Linked DNA regions of Homo sapiens: region 2 is linked to region 1. A link is a contact called in ENCODE Hi-C or POLR2A ChIA-PET data. All regions are on one chromosome and are shown on one strand. The core of a region is the stretch at or near the end of the contact, and the rest is flanking DNA. Distances in the headings are between cores, read along the strand shown.

Region 1 (7,250 bases), core at 2,472-4,971:
TTAGAAGACGCTTTCAACAAAAGCAAACAAGAATGCTACTCTCTGAAATGCAATTTAGAAAAAGAAAGGATGACCACAAAGCAGTTGTCTCAAGAACTGGAGAGTTTAAAAGTAAGGATCAAAGAGCTAGAAGCCATTGAAAGTCGGCTAGAAAAGACAGAATTCACTCTAAAAGAGGATTTAACTAAACTGAAAACATTAACTGTGATGTTTGTAGATGAACGGAAAACAATGAGTGAAAAATTAAAGAAAACTGAAGATAAATTACAAGCTGCTTCTTCTCAGCTTCAAGTGGAGCAAAATAAAGTAACAACAGTTACTGAGAAGTTAATTGAGGAAACTAAAAGGGCGCTCAAGTCCAAAACCGATGTAGAAGAAAAGATGTACAGCGTAACCAAGGAGAGAGATGATTTAAAAAACAAATTGAAAGCGGAAGAAGAGAAAGGAAATGATCTCCTGTCAAGAGTTAATATGTTGAAAAATAGGCTTCAATCATTGGAAGCAATTGAGAAAGATTTCCTAAAAAACAAATTAAATCAAGACTCTGGGAAATCCACAACAGCATTACACCAAGAAAACAATAAGATTAAGGAGCTCTCTCAAGAAGTGGAAAGACTGAAACTGAAGCTAAAGGACATGAAAGCCATTGAGGATGACCTCATGAAAACAGAAGATGAATATGAGACTCTAGAACGAAGGTATGCTAATGAACGAGACAAAGCTCAATTTTTATCTAAAGAGCTAGAACATGTTAAAATGGAACTTGCTAAGTACAAGTTAGCAGAAAAGACAGAGACCAGCCATGAACAATGGCTTTTCAAAAGGCTTCAAGAAGAAGAAGCTAAGTCAGGGCACCTCTCAAGAGAAGTGGATGCATTAAAAGAGAAAATTCATGAATACATGGCAACTGAAGACCTAATATGTCACCTCCAGGGAGATCACTCAGTCCTGCAAAAAAAACTAAATCAACAAGAAAACAGGAACAGAGATTTAGGAAGAGAGATTGAAAACCTCACTAAGGAGTTAGAGAGGTACCGGCATTTCAGTAAGAGCCTCAGGCCTAGTCTCAATGGAAGAAGAATTTCCGATCCTCAAGTATTTTCTAAAGAAGTTCAGACAGAAGCAGTAGACAATGAACCACCTGATTACAAGAGCCTCATTCCTCTGGAACGTGCAGTCATCAATGGTCAGTTATATGAGGAGAGTGAGAATCAAGACGAGGACCCTAATGATGAGGGATCTGTGCTGTCCTTCAAATGCAGCCAGTCTACTCCATGTCCTGTTAACAGAAAGCTATGGATTCCCTGGATGAAATCCAAGGAGGGCCATCTTCAGAATGGAAAAATGCAAACTAAACCCAATGCCAACTTTGTGCAACCTGGAGATCTAGTCCTAAGCCACACACCTGGGCAGCCACTTCATATAAAGGTTACTCCAGACCATGTACAAAACACAGCCACTCTTGAAATCACAAGTCCAACCACAGAGAGTCCTCACTCTTACACGAGTACTGCAGTGATACCGAACTGTGGCACGCCAAAGCAAAGGATAACCATCCTCCAAAACGCCTCCATAACACCAGTAAAGTCCAAAACCTCTACCGAAGACCTCATGAATTTAGAACAAGGCATGTCCCCAATTACCATGGCAACCTTTGCCAGAGCACAGACCCCAGAGTCTTGTGGTTCTCTAACTCCAGAAAGGACAATGTCCCCTATTCAGGTTTTGGCTGTGACTGGTTCAGCTAGCTCTCCTGAGCAGGGACGCTCCCCAGAACCAACAGAAATCAGTGCCAAGCATGCGATATTCAGAGTCTCCCCAGACCGGCAGTCATCATGGCAGTTTCAGCGTTCAAACAGCAATAGCTCAAGTGTGATAACTACTGAGGATAATAAAATCCACATTCACTTAGGAAGTCCTTACATGCAAGCTGTAGCCAGCCCTGTGAGACCTGCCAGCCCTTCAGCACCACTGCAGGATAACCGAACTCAAGGCTTAATTAACGGGGCACTAAACAAAACAACCAATAAAGTCACCAGCAGTATTACTATCACACCAACAGCCACACCTCTTCCTCGACAATCACAAATTACAGTAAGTAATATATATAACTGACCACGCTCACCCTCATCCAGTCCATACTGATATTTTTGCAAGGAACTCAATCCTTTTTTAATCATCCCTCCATATCCCCCAAGACTGACTGAACTCGTACTTTGGGAAGGTTTGTGCATGAACTATACAAGAGTATCTGAAACTAACTGTTGCCTGCATAGTCATATCGAGTGTGCACTTACTGTATATCTTTTCATTTACATACTTGTATGGAAAATATTTAGTCTGCACTTGTATAAATACATCTTTATGTATTTCATTTTCCATAACTCACTTTAATTTGACTGCAACTTGTCTTGGTGAAATACTTTAACATTATAAAACAGTAAATAATTTGTTATTTTTACCATTGCTTGCTGAATTTTCTTTTGGTCATTCTGTGTTATATTTCTGCATGTACAATAGAATTTTGTCTTTTGCTTATAGTCTCTATTAATTCTTCCTTAAAAACAAACAGGACCTATGTCCCATTTATGGTCAACTTCTAATCACATATTAGAGGAGAGAAAAGTGGTTCAAATAAATAAAAATTACATCTCTTTGATTTCAAAGTGAACTATAAGATCTTTCAGAAGCAAACATAACTTCATGCTTGGGATATATTTCAGTATCTCTAAGAGCCCAGCACAGTGCTTAGACTACATTAGGAACTTAAATGTTTATAATAATGAAATAAAATACTACCGAATAATTTTGGTTTTCATGAGCACATAGAAGCAGATGATAAAATTAAAAAGCTCTGACATGTGATAGGAAGCCAGAGAAAGTACATTTGGAAATATAGTTACATTGACAAATCAAGAGTTGACTGTATTTCTACCAGAGATCAAACCTCCCATAGAACATGTATGTCTACAACCAAATCTGGAACCAGCCACTGTGACATAAACTCTTGAACACTCTACTTCAAAGCAAAAAAAAAAAAAGAAAATGTCATTCTTGTTTCTTTTTCCTATGGGGTTCCCAAAACAGTTTGAATTACTTAATGTAGGTGCTACCTACCCTGTTCATAAGGGGCCTGCATTCAAAAGCTTACAGTTTTTTTTTTTGTTTTAACCTCTTACAGTTTTTTTTAAACAAGCAAATAAAAGCCAAAGATAGTTATGAACATAAGCTATAGAAAAGGCATATTTAAAAAATACAGTATGTTAGTTGAAAGAAGTAATATAGTGTGAATTTCTTCTGTGATTATTATGCCATTTACAATATAGATGAGAATAACTCAGCCGAATCCTCCTAGAAATTCTGATATCTGCCTCATGGGAGTCCCTGGGGATAATCCATACTTCTGAGCAGAGAACAACAGCTTTCAGGGAACATTTAAATTACAAGTATGGTCCCCAAGTCACATTCCAAAACGACGATTTCAGACAAAGTAGCTTATTGCCATTTCCCTTTTTCTAACCTCATAATTGTTAATTTAGTGTGGTTAATTTTATTGCCAGTTATTGATTTTAAATACAATTCATTTAGACATCCAGGCAAACTGTGAAGATCTTTAAGAATAAAAGGAAGCTTTCACAATTATCCTCCTTTCCCCTACAAAATCAATTTCATGATAGTAAAGCGAGGATTTGTTGACAGAAACACTTCCATGGTGACGAACTGCAACACCAACGCTATGGGCTTGCATCATCATTAAATAAATTTGGATGAAAGCTGAGGCTGCTGATGAATGAGAAAGCTTCTGTTTAAACACATTTATCTTAGGAATCAACAGTGACCCAACTGTATTACAAAATACATGATGGTCTAAATGTTTATTAAAACTGTTTTTAAGTCACCTTGGGCCAGAACTCTAGAAGGAATGGCAAACTTAATTTTAGCTCTTTCAAAACAGACAATGATAATGCTGCTGCTTCATGAGATCTTTTTCTAGTTACTGAGAGTGGGTACATGTAATATTTTGGAAGGCATCGATCAACTGATCATAAAATTATGAACAATGGAAATCAGAATTTAAGAACAAAGTCTTCCCAACTTTGTCACATAATGGCATAAACAAAACACATGCTTGTGTGGCACTGGGGGAAACAGATAAAGAGGCAGAGATAACCAGCCAAGGGATTCCCATCACCCCAGGTTCCTCTTGGCTGTCCCAAGTGCTGGTGGGGGACGGGGGGAGGGAAGAAATCCATTCTTGGCACACTTGTAACTAATAGAGTTTGGGAGCCAAATTTGGGCTATTCATCAGCCCACCCATTTTGAAAGGATTCAATTTCTTATGTGAGCTACAGAAATTCTCTATAATAAAGTTAACACCATAAGTCTTGTGTTCTATTATGATAATGCACAAATTCTCATTTAATCATTTGTTCCAGATTTTAACTATATAGAGGCTTCCTAAGTAGTTAATCTAACATAACTGGAAATTTACCAAACTTTCAAGGAATACCTCTTTTAGAAGTACCTCTACTGGGAGGATTCCTTCAGTATAATAATTTGTATCAGCATCAAAATAAATTTTAGGAGACAGATTAATAACGTGTAGATTATTACAAGTGTTACTAATTAAAGTTCATAAAGGCAGCATAATTTCTGCAAAACATCTTTTTTTCTATAGAATTACACCTAAAATGACACAATGTAGATTTCTGGCCTTTAATTTTGAAAAGATTTCTTATATTTTTTTGTGTGCGTGTGAGAGAGGAGAGAGAGAAAGAGATTGGAAGATTACAGAACTTCCTTTTTCATTGACAGATAATCATAGAACTCCCCCAAAAACCAGGAAGGAAAGAGGAAGTGACACTGGAAAATCTTCAGAAATCTTCATATGAAATATGTGGGGGTGGAGGGTTGTATTCTTTGGTCCATGAGGGCTCACAGAAGATAGACTGTTTTTTCGTCTCTCTGAAAAACTCATACCATTCTTTCATTGGTCTAAGTCCTCGCTTCAGAACGAAGTTTCATTTTACTCACATTCCCACTATCTCTTTAACTCTTTAAAAGGTAGAATCCTATCACAGATTCGAATGATTTTATCATGTTTTTTCTATTTAAAAGCAATGGCAAAACTTTCCCCAGGAGGATGCCACTGCTCTCTAGGGGCACTGACAAAAATAAAATTGTCATCCTTACTAGAAGGACATTGTGCATTACTACACTTGAATCTGTACACATAAGAAAGAATCTTGATACTTGTTCAATCAAGATCATGATAAAATTACATACACTCTTTGTAAGGTCTCCACAACTATATTTTACAATGCTAAGACATTAGGCTTGGGGTCTTCATGACACCAGTTTTATTAGTCCATTTTTATACTGCTATAAAGAATACCTGAGACTGGGTAATTTATCAAGAAGAAAGGTTTTATTGACTCACCATTCCTCATGGCTGGGGGAGGCCTCAGGAAACTTACAATCATGGCAGGAGGCAAAGAAAAGCTAAGGCACATCTCACCTGGCAGCAAGAGAGCGAGAGAGTGCACAGGGGAAACTGCCACTTTTAAACCATCAGGTCTCATGAGAACTCCCTCAGTATCACAAGAACAGCAGGGGAAACCACCCCACGATCCAAACGGGGATTTCAGTTAGGAGATTTGGGTGAGGACACAGAGCTAAACCACATACATAACCCATAAAGGATAAAATTAGGGGAGCTGTGAGATGGTCATAGAAGGGATATTTTATCAAAAATTTTAGAGATTTGTAGTCTAAGGATTCTATGGTCTTTACTGGTTGAAGTAAAACTCCCAATAAAAACGTTTTAGTAGCTTCTTTGATTCTGAATATTTACAAAGTGAGTCTCCTTTGAAATATGTTAGACAAAGGCAGGGAAAGACCTTTAAATTAACCAACACTCTAGCTTTTTCCTATACCCTGGTTTCTGTTATTAAGATTTTTTTCCTCCAAATAATCATTTTGCTTTGTAATCCCAAGAGAAAAGATAGGCAAAAATGCATGCCCCAAAACTCTTATAGATCAGCGTATCTCAGAGTAAAATCCAAGATACCTGTGTGAGAATCCCCTGATATTAAGTTCCACTCAGAGCTATCCAATGAGAACCTCTGGGGGCGTAGGGCCCAGAAAGCTGCATTTTAACAAACTCTTCTGCTGGTTAATTGTGCCCTAAAACGGTACTTCAAATTTTGATCTTTTTCTGGGCTAGCAATATGCTGTAAGATACTCTCTCCCAGTGCTGGGTAGTGGCAGTGAGCCACAGCTCCCAGTCAGCCACACAATCATGAGGGTAAACAACCGATACTGTACAGCAGCAGTTCCCAATTTGGCACAAGGGACTGTTTTCATGGAAGACAATTTTTCCATGGGCGGGGGGTTGGGGGGATGGTTTCAGGATGAAACTGTCCACTCAGATCATTAGGCATTAGCTAGAGTCTCATAAAGAGTGCTCAGCCTAGACCCCTCGCATGTGCAGTTCACAATAGGGTTCGTGCTCCTATGAGAATCTAATGCCACTGCTGATCTGACAGGAGGCAGAGCTCAGGCAGTAATGCTCGCTTGCCTGCCACTCACCTTCTGCTTGCCGCTCGGCTCCTAACAAGCCATGGACTGCTACCAGTCCGTGGCCCAGGGTTTAGAGGCCCCTGCTCTACAGTGTGCTGTGTTGCTAGACAATTTTGCCCAATTGTAGATTTATGTAAGTGTTCTCTGAGCATGTTTAAGGTGGGCTAGGCAAAGCCATGATATTCAGTAGGTTAGGTGTATTAAACATATTTTCAACTTTTAATATTTTCAACTCACAGTGGGTTTATGTGGTTCTAACCCCATCATAAGTCAAAAAGCATCTGTATTGACAAGCACTGGCAAATGTATTCTGACCATAGTCCCTCTCTTTAAATTACATCTGTAGTAGGAAATGTGGCTATTCTACCCTCTAGTGGCTGGCATGACAAACAGAAGGTTTATTCTCCAAGTTTTCTTTTTATTTAAAAGGAAAGCTCAATAAAAACTTCCATTTTATTGGGTGGGAAGATTCCCGGTTTTATAACTGTAGCAAAGCATAGATGCCTAAATCTTTGGCTGAGCTAAAGTAGGCTGTCTGACACCTACAAGGTCTGTTTCTCTCTCAATCCCAGGCCCTCAACTTAAATCTGTAGCATTTCTTGGGAAGGGTCCAGAACACACATTAAATAAGGCAGTTAGATGAACCAAAACAAAGGACTCCATTCAAC
Region 2 (7,250 bases), core at 3,105-5,604, 1.7 Mb before region 1:
TCTACAGTAAACAAAGTATAATCCCAAAGTTCTGCAGATATTTAATTGGGAAAAGACACAACCCTACAGTCAGTTGGGAAAGACTACCTTTAGAAGAGAAAAATGAATTGTTTGGGAAGAAATACATTAACAGAACTGTATTTCTAACGCATTTACTTTTTAAGCCATCAAATGTTCTCATTTGAGCCACGTGTTCTGTGCACATTCAGAGAACCTTTTGAAAATGAATTAAGTCTTTGCCTTCTTTAGTCTGTTGATAAACTCTTGAGAATGCTGAGAAATCTCCAGAAAACCAGTATGTTTTCTCTTGGGAACGAATTGCAGAGCCTCTTGCCAATTACCATTGTTTTTCAGACATAACAAAATACGTATCATTTGATCTAAGGTGAGATTTTTGTTACCAATTTCCCATTGTAAATATTTATCTAATGGAAGGCATTCAGTTGCCAGGTTCAGCCGTTTTGCCTTGGCTAGGGATGTGCCTGGCTGCATACTCTTATCAACAAAAGACCCAATTACATAAACTTTGTCATGCCTGAAAGTAGTCATAACATTGGGAGAATCTGCAGTTAAATAGATAATACTGTCCTTTGGAAATAAATCTACATGAGACTTTTCTGTTGATGTTAAAAGCAATTTGTCCCATTTTTCTTGATACCGTTTAACTAACTCTCTGTGCAAAGCACCATCTATTTTTAGATTGCAGAAATAAATATGGAAAGGATCAACATTTCTTCTGTTCCATCCTTCACTTTCTAAAAGCTGGGAAACAGTATTCTGCAATTCTTTTCGTTTCATATAATTTTCGTAAGCCATGTCAAAAACCAAAGGTTGTCCAAACTGCATGGCCTGGGCACCCTTCCAGCCCATTGCTATGTCCATATTCCTATCCCAAAGTCGTAAAAATAGAAAGTTTTTCTGTTTATCTTCCTCAGTGGTTTCTAGCAGCTTGATATTTTTTGCTTCTTCCCTTGCTGCTGCTTTCATTTCCTTTTTTATTTGCCTAGCTTTTTTCACTTTTTCCTTCGTATATAAATATTTTAAATATTTTTTTTTTGCTGTGTTAGAAACACATTCCATAAGGGTTTTGAGCTCTTCTTCAGTGATGTGTTCTGGTACTTCTCTGCCAAGCAATCTCCACATCTCAATGAACTCTCTGGTGGCAGCTAGAGGATCTTCATCCTTACTGCTTGAGATTGTTGAAACACATTCTTCTTGCACACTAGATTTCATGGTAGTTTTCCACTTATCCAACTCTAGCTCTTCAGAAGGGGGTGTACTCTCATTTTTAGGATAAGTAACAGCTGGTATTTTGGAAGACATGTATCTCTGCAAAATTGTTAAGTTATTTCTCTTCCTATGAAGGGTAAATGGCACCAAAAACCTGGTGAAAGGTCTGAAGAAATTGACACTAACACTCATTTTGAGGAAAGCAGCCATGTAACAAAACCCCTGTAAAAGAAGAAAAATGCAATTAAAAATTAGACAAAGATTTTTATAACTTCTCAACTAATTGTGCAAGTATAAATTTGAAATAGCAAAATAAAATCAATTTTTGAAACACAAGGTAAAATCTTTGTACCAATTTTTTTCCTAGACTCCTGTGGTCTACAGCCTGTGATCACTCATTGAGTAAAAAGTTTAAAACTTAGTTGGGTTCTTGGCCGGGCGCAGTGGCTCATGCCTGTAATCCCAGCACTTTGGGAGCCTGAGGTGGGTGGATCACCTGAGGTCAGGAGTTCAAGACTAGCCTGGCCAACATGGTGAGAAACCCCATCTCTACCAAAAATACAAAAATTAGCCAGGTATGGTGGCAAGCACCTGTAATCCCAGCTTCTCGGGAGGCTGAGGCAGGAGAATTGCTTGAACCCGGGAGTTGGAGGTTGCAGTGAGGCGAGATTGTGCCACTGCACTCCAGCCTGGGTGACAGAGTGAGATTCTGTCTCAAAAAAAAAAAAAAAAAAAGTTGGGTTCTTATTTTAGACATGAATTTCACTATTGCTTTAGCTAAAAGGATAAGTTGAAGATCCTTTTTAGATTTTTATCTAGGGGCCCAGAGAATCAATGTTACTGGGCAACAAAGTTATGTACCACCGAGGCAGCTGACATCATGATGCTGCATACTCCTCCATTCTACACTAAGCCCAGATACAGAACCAAACATAAGATCCTTCACAAAAGCAACAAATAAAGACAAAGGACATGAAAGGTACTGAGAATGGCAACAGGTAAAAAGCACTTAGAAACTGCTGTACCAATGCCCTCGTTACAGAAATATACCAAGATCTACTGATCAAAAAATAGCAACAAATTCTTCCCCAGTTCAGGCTTTATTTTGCAGCAAATAATGTTATTAACAAAGAAAATGTCCAAGATTGAGACAAATGTATATAAATGTATATAAAGCTCCACAGTTTTATCCTAAAAGCCTGGATGTCCATGAGATATTGAAGATGCTTAAAGATGTAAAACTTGTCTCAAATTTGAAGGAAAAGAAATAAAGGGAATTCAAATTTTTACAAAATGCAAATAAAACACTTGAAAAATTCCTTCTTCCCTTGGCTTCATTTAATGACCCTGCACAGGCTCCTAGGTTTCCTGCTCTCTGACCTGTGCACTGATGTCCAGATGCCCCTCCCTTAAAGGTGGATGTAACTCCGCATTCTATCCTATTCTTTTTTTTCAATCTATACATTTCCCTTCTGAGATGTGACCTACTTCTGTGGCTTCAATGACCATGCATTAGAAAGACATCTCAAATGCAGGCCGGGTGCAGTGGCTCACTCCTGTAATCCCAGCACTTTGGAAGGCCGAGGAGGGAGGATCGCTTGAGGTCAGGAGTTTGAGACCAGCCTGACCAACATGGCGAAACCCTGTCTCTACTAAAAATACAAAAATTAGCCAGGTGTGGTGGCGCATGCCTGTAATCCCAGGTACTCGTGAGGCTGAAGTGGGGCGATTCTTCTACTTCCCAGGTACTCGTGAGGCTGATGTAGAAGAATCGCTTGAATAAGGGGGGCGGAAGTTGCAGTGAGCCGAGATTTTGCAACAAAATCTGTTGCAGTGAGCGACAGAGTAAGACTGTCTCAAAACAACAAAAACAAACAAAAAACACCTCAAACGCAACAAATCGAAATAACCCCTCTACCTTTGCTTCACAATCTGATCCTCCTTCAATGTTCTGTTTCAAGGGATATTGCTATCCATTGGTATTGTTCCCAACATATATTTCTAAGCTTATTGCGGCCAGGTCAGCAGCATCTCTAGCTATTCTTCACCTCACACTTCAAGTATTCCACCATTACTTTTCACAGCACTCTGGTGCCTATGACAGTACTTCTAACACTGCACTGTAATTGCCTGGTTATCTATTTGCCTCACTAGATGGTAAGGACTAACTAGTGTCCATGAGGACAAGGACTTTGTCTATAATGTTAACATTGAATCCAATGCTTGACAGTATTTGGCTCACAGTAATCACGCAAATATTTTTCTAATACCCTAGATCGATGCTTCCTTCATTAAAAAAAAAAAAAAGAAAAAAAAAGTTCAGCCTCCCTTTATTATTTTTTTTGAGACGGAGTCTCGCTCTGTCACTCCAGGCTGGAGTATAGTGGCGCGATCTCGGCGCAAGCTCCGCCTCCCAGGGTTCACGCCATTCTCCTGCCTCAGCCTCCCGAGTAGCTGGGACTACAGGCACCCGCCACCACGCCCGGCTATTTTGTATTTTTAGTACAGACGGGGTTTCACTGTGTTAGCCAGGATGGTCTCGGATCTCCTGACCTCGTGATCCGCCCACCTCGGCCTCTCATTGTGCTGGGATTACAGGCGTGAGCCACCGCGCCCGGCTCAGCCTCCCTTTAAAGAGAAAACAATTTACTTTAGAATCCCGGAAATATTTAACTGGGGTCCCCAGGCCCCAATCTAATAAACATTGATTTCAGAAGGAGTTTTAAAAGTTTTATTCTTGTAACTGGCAAGGACTTAGAATACCACAGAAATGAAAACCCCAATTGTAAAAAGCAATCAAGTACATCATTTCAGGAACCACTGATTTTGTTTCAGGTACTGTACTAGTTATAGTTTATTAAAATCACTGGGCTTCCTCTTACCCGTGGGCCTTCCGAACGCACATGCTCCACTAAGTGCATCTTGGAACGTCTCCGGCGTCCTCCCACCCCCAACACACACATTAGGCGAAAGAAGAAACTCGCTTACCAGGAGTGCAGAGATAGTGGTTCCCGCTGGCGCAAAGAACAGGGACCCTGGAGGACGAAGGACTCCGACGTACGGACGCCCAGGGATCCGCGCCGAAGCTAGCACGCAGCCTACCCAACAGTCTACACAGCCGACCAGAGCGGTCGCTGGGGCTCAGCCGGAAGTTCCGCCCTCTCCCTTCCGGCGCTGCTTTTTACGTCACAGCACGCAAAGAACGCTTTCTTGGCTAAAAGAAGCGCCTTAGAGGAGACGGCTGTCAGTAGGCAACTGGGTACTCGAAGACTACGCTCTCAGTTGTCACGGAGTTGTAGCTGTGTTGTGTTGTGTTTTCCTCCATATATCCTAAAAACTTCTTCTGGGCCGGGCCAGTTGGCTTACGCCTGTTATCCCAGTGCTTTGGGCGGCCGAGGCGGGCGGATCACTTGGGGTCAGGAGTTTGAGACCAGCCTGGCCAACATAGTGAAACCCCGTCTCTACTAAAAATACAAAAATTAGCCAGGTGTGGTGGCGCGCGCCTGTAATCCCAGTTGCTCGGGAGGCTGAGGCAGGAGAATCGCTTGAACCTGGGAGGCGGAGGTTGCGGTGAGCTGAGATCGCGCCACTGCACTCCAGCCTGGGCGACAGAGCAAGACTCTCTGTCTCAAAAAAAAAAAAAAAAAAAAAAAAAAACTGTTTCTAATCCTCTTTTCAACCTACTCTCTGTTTGGGCCCTGTATTTATAAACATTTGCTGACAGAGTACTAAAATAAAGTATGTTTTTTTCACACGTCTTCTTACTCAGCTTCAAACTCCTTGACGCTAGGACTTTAAACTCCTAATCTTTTTGACCAGTTTATCACCAGTACCTGGCACTATGCTTGGAACGTGATAAGCCACGGTAAGTTTCTGTCTCCTCCTAGCTCATTTGGAAAGTTTAATGTGAAATGAAATTAAAACACATTTGTAAATTGGTGGCCTTTGGGGCCAATTCAGCCTCCACATATATTTGTAACCAAACACAGAATGAACATATTCTGCAGCCATTCTACTCCTAGTAATATACCCAAAGAAATTGAAAGCAGAGACACAAACAGACACTTGTACTCTAATGTCATTGTAGCATTATTGATAATAACCAAAAGGTGGAAGCAACCCAAATATCCATGAACAGATGAATAGATTAAAAAATGTTGCATGTACATACAATGGAATATTATTCAGTCTTAAAAAGGAATGAAGTTCTGATACATGGTACAACATGGATAAACTTTGGAGGCATTATACACTGAGATAAGCCAGGCACAAAAGGACAAATATTGTATAAGTCCACCTATATGAAGTGCCTAGAATAGTCAAATCATAAAGAAAGAAAGTAGAATAGTGTTTACCAGGGGCTGGGGAAAGGGAAGAATGGGCAGTTACTGTTTAATAGGTATGAATTTTCAGTATGGGATGATGAAAAAGTTCTGGAGATGGATAGTAGTGATGGTTGTACAAGAACGTGAATGTACTTAATGCCATTGAACTGTACACTTGAAAATGACTAAAATGGAAATGTTTATATTGTATATAGTTTACTAAAATAAAAGAAGGTAGGCATAGTCTTTTCCAAATGATTTTAAAAAACGAGATCTTGTCTAAGAGACTGATTACTATCATGTTAGAAAGGTGAGGTGGTGATAGCAAAATAATCATGAGTTTACTCCCAAACATGGAAAAAAATCAAGAATAAATATCGTCTAGTAGTTATAACAAATAGCAGTGTAGAGGTTATTTTTTCTTGTTCCTGTTCTTTAAAGAGATACATCTGAAGTTTTTCCATTAATATTTTATGAAGGTTTTTGCTATATGATCTTTGTCAAGTAAAGGAAATTTCATTCTGTTAAGTTTACTAAGATTCTTTATGTGAAAAATCTTTGGAAGTGTTTCTATAAATATAGCAGAACATAATTTATTCAATATGTCTGGGATCTGACCTATTCTAGATTAAGAATATTTCCAGGTTTCAGACATCTTACCTCCAACAAAAAGCACAGTGATTTTCAAAATACGTTTTTTTGTTTTTTTTTTTTGAGACGGAGTCTCGCTCTTTCACCCAGGCCAGAGTGCAGTGGCGCGATCTCGGCTCATTGCAAGCTCCGCCTCCCGGGTTTACGCCATTCTCCTGCCTCAGCCCCCGAGTGGCTGGGACTACAGGCGCCCGCCACCGCGCCCGGCTAATTTTTTGTATTTTTAGTAGAGACAGGGTTTCACCGTGTTAGCCAGGATGGTCTCGATCTCCTGACCTCGTGATCCGCCCGCCTCGGACTCCCACAGTGCTGGGATTACAGGCGTGAGCCACCGCGCCCGGCCTCAAAATACATGTTTTGGCATAGAAAAATAGCTTGTAATATGGGATGTAAGGTATCAAAAAAATAAAAAATAAATTGTAGGCCAGGAGCAGTGGCTCATGCCTATAATCAGCATTTTGGGAGGCCAAGGCAGGCAGATTGCTTGGGCTCAAGAGTTCCAGACCAGCCTGGCCAACGTGGTGAAACCCTCTCTCTACAAAAAATACACAAAAAAAGAAAAGAAAAAGAAATAAATTTTAAAAGCAAGGAAATATATAAAAACCCATAAGACAATGTCACATAAACACTAGAATTGAAAAACTAGAAGGTCTGAATGCTCTCTCTTGGCTCATATTTCTTCTTGGAAACAATGGTTAGACCTAAATAAAGGCTGTTTTGTAGTCAAGGCACCCACTCTCCAGTTCCCCAGAGCTTATTCCACCACATGTTATCTTTTCTACACTGGTGCAAATGTCATTTGCCATGTATTTTGCCTGCACTGTTTATTATATAATAGAGAACGATTTCTCTATACCAACGTCTCTTTCAAGAGTTGGAAGACAAAGCATGGATTCAAAGATTTAGGTGTTACTTACAAAGTAGAGAACTCTTGTATTTGATTCTCTGCTCTACCTTCAATGTCTACAACAGTGCTTGGCAAGTATCGGAAACTCAATAATAATTTGCTGATGAATGAATACTAAATAGATCAGGTAAGTGATG

The links. A loop is a pair of places that touch in the nucleus more often than their neighbours do. ChIA-PET counts read pairs that join two places held with the same protein, here RNA polymerase II (POLR2A). Pooled maps may share reads with other maps.
Region 2: a pooled map shows a loop between it and region 1 (2.3-fold over the local background). The contact joins the promoter of TRMT10C here to the enhancer-like site in region 1. A Hi-C loop is called at or near these places in 1 of 168 maps with a recorded cell type or tissue (PC-9) and 4 of 50 pooled maps. POLR2A ChIA-PET finds 5 or more read pairs at or near these places in 1 of 52 experiments (activated T-cell).

What each region holds. Positions count from the first base shown.
Region 1 is chr3:99,843,139-99,850,388 of GRCh38, reverse strand. The region is part of intron 1 of CMSS1 (cms1 ribosomal small subunit homolog); the gene reads right to left. FILIP1L (filamin A interacting protein 1 like) reads left to right here. Exons shown (of 6, transcript NM_001387850.1): 5 at 1-2,094. All of the region lies in intron 1 of LOC105374010 (a long non-coding RNA gene), which reads right to left. Among named protein-coding and RNA genes, the nearest start is that of HP09053, 23 kb to the right of the region's middle. RefSeq lists an enhancer at 6,393-6,894. Within about 2 kb of position 3,721, at least 5 of the 41 ENCODE cell types and tissues checked have a DNase peak (open chromatin) inside an H3K27ac peak, as active enhancers do; they include PC-9, where a contact is called at or near this core.
Region 2 is chr3:101,558,972-101,566,221 of GRCh38, reverse strand. It overlaps TRMT10C (tRNA methyltransferase 10C, mitochondrial RNase P subunit), which reads right to left and starts at 4,354. Exons shown (of 2, transcript NM_017819.4): 1 at 4,219-4,354; 2 at 1-1,452. The coding sequence starts at 1,440. The coding sequence ends at 229. RefSeq lists enhancers at 4,219-4,288, 4,299-4,368.